2 separate regions of the Homo sapiens genome follow, and region 2 is linked to region 1. The links are chromatin contacts, found by Hi-C or POLR2A ChIA-PET in ENCODE. All regions are on one chromosome and are shown on one strand. Each heading gives the region's core, a stretch centred on a gene start or an enhancer-like site at or near the end of the contact. The rest is flanking DNA. Distances are from core to core; before and after follow the strand shown.

The links. A loop is a pair of places that touch in the nucleus more often than their neighbours do. ChIA-PET counts read pairs that join two places held with the same protein, here RNA polymerase II (POLR2A). Pooled maps may share reads with other maps.
Region 2: a map of heart left ventricle shows a loop between it and region 1 (2.3-fold over the local background). The contact joins two enhancer-like sites. A Hi-C loop is called at or near these places in 12 of 168 maps with a recorded cell type or tissue (MCF 10A, PC-3, Right ventricle myocardium superior and 7 more), 2 of 37 single-sample maps with no recorded cell type and 4 of 50 pooled maps. POLR2A ChIA-PET finds 5 or more read pairs at or near these places in 1 of 52 experiments (MCF 10A).

Annotation. Positions count from the first base shown.
Region 1 is chr1:61,480,079-61,483,353 of GRCh38, forward strand. No RefSeq gene overlaps it. Among named protein-coding and RNA genes, the nearest start is that of NFIA-AS1, 230 kb to the left of the region's middle. RefSeq lists an enhancer at 1,023-2,222. Within about 2 kb of position 1,298, at least 3 of the 41 ENCODE cell types and tissues checked have a DNase peak (open chromatin) inside an H3K27ac peak, as active enhancers do.
Region 2 is chr1:61,590,208-61,593,408 of GRCh38, forward strand. No RefSeq gene overlaps it. Among named protein-coding and RNA genes, the nearest start is that of TM2D1, 130 kb to the right of the region's middle. RefSeq lists an enhancer at 1-29. Within about 2 kb of position 1,327, at least 2 of the 41 ENCODE cell types and tissues checked have a DNase peak (open chromatin) inside an H3K27ac peak, as active enhancers do.

The DNA.
Region 1 (3,275 bases), core at 48-2,547:
GTTGCAGTGCGTGCCATTGCACTCCAGCCTGGGCAACAGAGCAAGACTCTTCTCAAAAAAAAAAAAAGGAAAAGAAAGATATCCAGCTTTATAGTAAATGGGCATACAACACAACTAGGATGGTTTTATTCCCATAATACAAATGTAATTTAGCACTCAAAAATCAAAGTAATTCACCATATTGACAGGATAAAGGAGAATGTTTGCATGTGATAAATCATTGGCTTTAGAATTTTATTGTGTGCACCTATCTATATATGTGTTATATTTCACACTTTTAAAATATTAATATAATAAAGGCATTTAAGGCAGACTAGGCTACCCTGAAATTCACATGCTTTTTATAATTAGACATTCTGAACAATGTATTAGGTTGGTGCAAAAGTAATTGCGGTTTTTGCCATTACTTTTAATACAATTTGTAAAACTTAATTGTGTGGCTGAGCTTGCAAGGAAGAGAAATCGTGAGGTTCTAGAAAGAGTAGAAACTGAGAACATAGTAGAAGCACCCGATGCGGATTTTGGAGCAGCCACCCCAGGGGTTGGGAGTTGCAGAGCCAGGACAAGTGACAAGGGCTTGAGTGTTACTGCCTGTGTGTGGGATAGTGTGTGTGGGAGATTAAGAGCTGAACTTTAGACATTTTAAGCCACAGATGCATGTGAGACATTGAAGTCAAGCAGTGAGTTTGTTGTTAAACATCTGAAGTGCAAGGAAAAAAAATATATATATATGTAAGCTTGGGAATCTGGCCCACTGGTTGGGTTTAAAAACTGTCTTCAGGGGATCTTGAATTCCTGTGGCACTCTGTGCTTTCCTCTATGGTTGCACTCTCCCTATGAATTTTCTTTTTGTATACTGTCTTTCTAGACTTAAAGCAGGGACTGTTTCTGGATCCTTGTTTTGGAGGCCAAGAAAAACAAATGAAATAAAAAAAAAAACAACTCCATCAACATGATTATTGAACTCCTGGTGATTTTGTCAAGCAGCAGGAAGCCAAGCACGGATTTAGTCAGGTAACAGACATGCTGGAAAAGCAAGTGAGCCTGGAAAGGAGGACAGAATGTACTGGAAAAGGGAGAGATGGGCTTCCAAGGAGCCACCTCGAAGCTACAGAGGCAGGAGTGGACATTGAGAACAGAGAGCCTCCAGAGAAGAGCAGGTTGGTGTTCTTGGGTCCAAGACCATTCTCCTCCTTTCAGGGTCTGACATGTGGTTCTCAGGAAGTATAGTGTGGTTGAAGGATTGGTTAGGAAAGTCCCTCCACGTCCTACCACCTCCACCCTGGCACTGTGTGCCCGTGGGGCTATGATGGGAACAACCCACACCCTAAAATAGGATCCAAATTCCTTCCTCTTTTGTCATCAAAGCTGCATCTACTTTGCTCAAGCAAGTCAGGGAATCTCTGTGTCTTGAGTCCATAAATCTGCTTTCAAATTCCTCCAGCCACCTCTCCCTGGGTCTGTGAAAGGTCATTCAGAGTCTCTCCTTTGAGAGGGGAGAAACCACCCAGCAGATGAAAGGAACATCACTATATTCAAAGCTCGTGTGCATGCCAGGTGCTTGCTGCAAGAGCTGTTCCTGACTCACCTTGCTTTCTGAATGGCATTTCACTTCTTTGCCAATTCCTTGGAATCCCTCAATTGCCACACCTGGCAAATAAAAAATCAAAGTAATTCACCATAATATGCATCTGCAGGTGGGGCAGTGAGTAGAAGGTCGGGGGAGGAAGAGTGTGGTGGGCACAAGGTTTATAGTCCAGGGGGTGCTTGTTGACTGACTGGTCTTGATCCTCATAGAGGCCAAGGCTCTACCAGAAACTGAGGTCCTAACCTGAAAGGAGAATCAGGAAGATCAGTGAGCTACATGCTGCTTTTAAATAGCCTGAATATAGCTGGAGGAGGAATGGTTATAATGTTTCCTAAAATGAAAGAAAGGTGGGTGCCAAATAATTGTACAGAGAATACGCTGCAGACTATAGCATGAAGACAACCTCAGCATAGGGGAAAAAAAGACCGGGAGGAAATTGACCAAGATATTGTAACTGTAATAGGTTCATCGCCCCATGTGCAGCAAGTCAATATGCTGAGACACTGGGTTGCAGCAGAGAAAGAGGTTTCATCCTGGGGCTGCTGAACAAGGAGATGGGAGGAAACCTCACATGTATCATTCCAAGGAGTTTGGGGCTAGGGATTTTAAAGGTTTTGGAGTGGGCTGAAGTGTGGAGATCGTCGACTGGTCAAACGGTGCAGGGTGAAGTCATGGGACAGGGAGTTGAAGAAATTGCATTCTCATGCTGATTTGGTTCCACCGTGGGGGTTTTCAGACTGGTTGTCCTCAGCTGTTCTGCTGGAATTCAGAATCTGAAAAACAACCTAAGCAATTCTTAAAAGCTTTATGATTATAACATTGGAGAGCCTACCTATAAGAACAATGAGGATGCAAATGGTCGGTGTCTAGTGCTACACGACTTTCCATTACAAGGAACTGAGCCAAAGCACAGCCTGATTCATGCTTCATTATAATTCTATTCCTGTCCAAAATGCTTGTTAACCCCGTGAGGACTGCTTCAGTATCACACTGTATTTTACAAATAATCTATATAATGTGCATGCCTATCCTATTTTCTAAATAAGTCTCAAATGTGTATGCCTATGCTATGTATACACTGAAAAATACCAACACACTTTCTGGAAAGAATAATACAGATTTTTAAAAATGTTCATTTTTGTGGGTACATAGTAGGTGTACATATTCCTGGGGTACCTGAGATGTTTTGATACAGGCATGCAACGTGTAATAATCACATCATGGAGAATGGGGTATCCATCTCCTCAAGCATTTATCCTTTGTGTTACAAACAATCCAACTGTCTTGTTTTAATTACTTTTAAATGTCCAGTTAAATTATTACTGACTTTAGCCCCCCATTGTGCTATCAAATACTAGGTCTTATTCATTCTTTCATTTTTTCGGTACCTATTAACCATCCCTACTTCCCCACCAACCCCCTGGGTTACTTTCTTATCTTGTACCCTAATTTGGCTGACTGAGCTGGCCCCTTTTAAACAACGGTAACAGCAACAGCAACTACTTCTTCATGAATTCAGTGTTTACCTATGTTGGGCATGATGTTCACTGAGTAACTACTGTGGAGGCTGCTGGTGACCTGGGTGGGAGCTGTCTCCCAAAAAGGGGGTAGAAGCCTGACTGCATTGGGCTGTTGAGTGAGAAGGGGCAAAGGAATGAAGCACGTGAGAGCAAACGTGTTCAAGATG
Region 2 (3,201 bases), core at 77-2,576, 110 kb after region 1:
CCCCTTGCTCACAGGCAGATTTTCCAGCTGGGGTCAAGGCAGGTGCAGGCGCATTGTGACCCACCCTTTTTCTTCCTTCCCTCCCTTTTTTCTTTTCTGCTTTCCTTTCCTCCTTCCTTCAGAGGAAGATTCAGAGACACAGGTCTTTCCTTCATGGAGCATGTGGAAATGAGCTCCCACATACCATGTGTATTTGTTTGCTAGGCCTGCTGTAAGAAGATACCACACAAAGGTCTAATATCCAGCATCTATAAGGAACTTAAACAAATTTACAAGAAGAAAACAACCCCATTAAAAAGTGGGCAAAGGACATGAACAGATACTTCTCAAAACAAGACATACATGTGGCCAACAAGCATATGAAAAAAAAGCTCAATATCACTGATCATTAGAGAAATGCAAGTCAAAACCATAATGAAATACCATCTCACACCAGCCAGAATGGCTACTATTAAAAAGTCAAAAAATAACAGGTGTTGGCAAGGTTGTGGAGAAAAGGGAACGCTTATACACTATTTGTGGGAGTGTAGATTAGTTCAACCATTGTGGAAAACAGTGTGGCAATTCCTCAAAGAGCTAAAAACAGAACTACCATTTGACTCAGCAATCCCACTACTGGGTAGGTACCCAGAGGACTGTAAATCATTCTACCATAACAACACATGCACACGAATGTTCATTGCAGCACTATTCACAATAGTAAAGGCATAGAATCAATCTAAATGCCTATCAGTGAGACTGGATGAAGAAAACATGGTACATATACACCATGGAATATTATACAGCCATAAAAAAAGAACAAGATCATGTCTTTTGAAGGAACATGGATGAAGCTAGAGGCTATTATCCTTAGAAAACTAATGCAGGAACAGAAAACCAAATACTACATGCTCTTACTTGTAAGTGGGGGCTGAAAGATAAGAATTTATAAACACAAAGAAGGAAACAAAGACGCTGGGGTCTACTTGAGCAGGGAGGGTGAGAGAAGGGAGAGGAGCAGAAAGGATAACTATTGGATACCGGGCTTAATACCTGGGTGATAAAATAATATGTACAACAAACCCCTGTTACCGGTGTTTACCTATGTAACAAACCTGCACGTGTATCCCCGAACTCAAAATAAAAGTTAAAAAAAATAAAAATACGACGAGTAAAAAAAAAAGAAAAAAAGAAAGTACCACAGACTGGGTGGCTTAGACAAGAGCAATGTGTTGTCTCACAGTTCCAGAGGCAGGGTTGATTCCTTCTGCGGGCTGTGAGGGAGGCTCTGTTCCACGCCTCTCCCTGCTCCTGTGGTTCGCTGGCAATCTTTGCTGTTCCTTGACTCGTAGACACATCGCCCTGATCTCTGCCTTCGTTTTCACATAGCTTTCTTCCTGGCACTGGGAGTGACATGACTTGACTGTTTTCTAGGGAACCCTCACTTTAGGCTTCTCCTCTTGAGTTGGTCAGATGCCCAGAGAAGACTCTTCAATCCCCTATTTGAAGAATGTGTGTGCCTGGCTGCTGTGTTCCGGGAGCCAAGTGTGAGAAGAAGGCTGGAACCCAAATATTCAGTCTGCTCCTCTGTAGTCTTTAATCCCTCTGTTTTCAGTACAGCATCCTCCCAGACCTCCGCACTCTCTGGCTTCTCTAGTTCAGAAATCCCCTGGTTACTGTCTCTAGAAAATAAATCTCTCCTACCATTTACGGCAGTGGAGAAGGAGCCATGTGACTGCGTGGCATGAGGGGATAGGGCACGGGGAGAGATCTAACTGCTTCTAAAACCCTTTCCACCCACCCTCCTTTTTCAGCCCCATCTTCACTCTCACCTCCAGAGGTACCAGATGCCACCAGTCCTGCGCTGTTTCACTGCTCTGAATGTGAACCGAGTTGCTTTTGGCGTTTCCCACTGCAGGCTCCGTGTGCAGTTTGATGGGGTCTGGCAGGCCGGTCGCCAGTCTTCCACAGCATTTTAACTTTCAACATTTTGCTGCTTTCTTTGTTTCCACTTTCTTTGTTTTTGTGTTAGTGGGTTTCAGGAAGAAAGAGAGCTAAATACATGTGTCCAATTTTCCAGCTTTACCTTTAAGGCCATTCTTGTGTTTTAAGCAGCATGTTCCAGAGACATTCTCAAACCCAAAAGGAGTCATCCTATCCCTGGGTTATCTGGAAGTTTTGGGTAAGTTTAGGACAAGAGAGTCCCTTCCAAGACCCTGCCATTTGCAACAACATGACTGAACCTGAAGGACATTAGTGAAATAAGCCAGACACAGAAAGAAAACTGTGGCATGATCTTACTTATATGTGGAATCTAAAAATGTCAAATACATAGAAACGGAGAATGGAATGGTGGTTACTGGGGTGGAGAGGAGGAGGAAATAGGGAGACATAGGTCAAAGGGTACAAAGTTGTAGCTATGTAGGATTAGTCTAGAGAGCTAATGCACAGCATGAGAACTTTAGTTAAGAATACTGTATTGTGGCCAATGTGGAAGGATCGCTTGAGTTCCAGACCAGCCTGACCAACATGGCAAAACTCCGCCTCTACCAACGAAACAAAACAAAAAACAAAATTAGCCAGGCATGTTGGCACGCACCTGTAGTCCCAGCTACTCAGGAGGCTGAGGCGGGAGGATCGCTTGAGCTGAAGTCAAGGTTGCAGTGAGCCATGATCGTGCCACTGTGCTCCAGCCTGGATGAGAGTGAGACCCCGTTTCAAAAAATTAATCACAACAATACTGTATTGCATACTGGAAATTTGCTAAGAGAGTAGATTTTAGATGTTCTCACCGTCCCCATTCCCCCAAAAAAGGTAACTGTGAGGAGATGGATATATTAATTTGCTAGCAATCATTTCACTATGTATATGTATATCAAAACATCATGTTTTACACCTTAAATATATACCATAAGAGGCTGGGAATGGTGGCTCACGCCTGTAATTTCAGCACTTTGAGAGGCCGAGGCAGGTGGATCACCTGAGGTCAGGAGTTCGAGACCAGCCTGGCCAACATGGCAAAACCCCAACTCTCCTAAAAATACAACAATTAGCTGGGTGTGGTGGTGTGCGCCTGTAATCCCAGCTACTTGGGAGGCTGAGGCACGAGAATCGCTTGAACCTGGGAGACGGAGGTTGCAATGAGCCAAGATTGCACCACTTCACTCCAGCCTGGGTGATAGAGCGAGACCCTCTCTTGAAAAAAAAAAAGAAAAAAAAAAA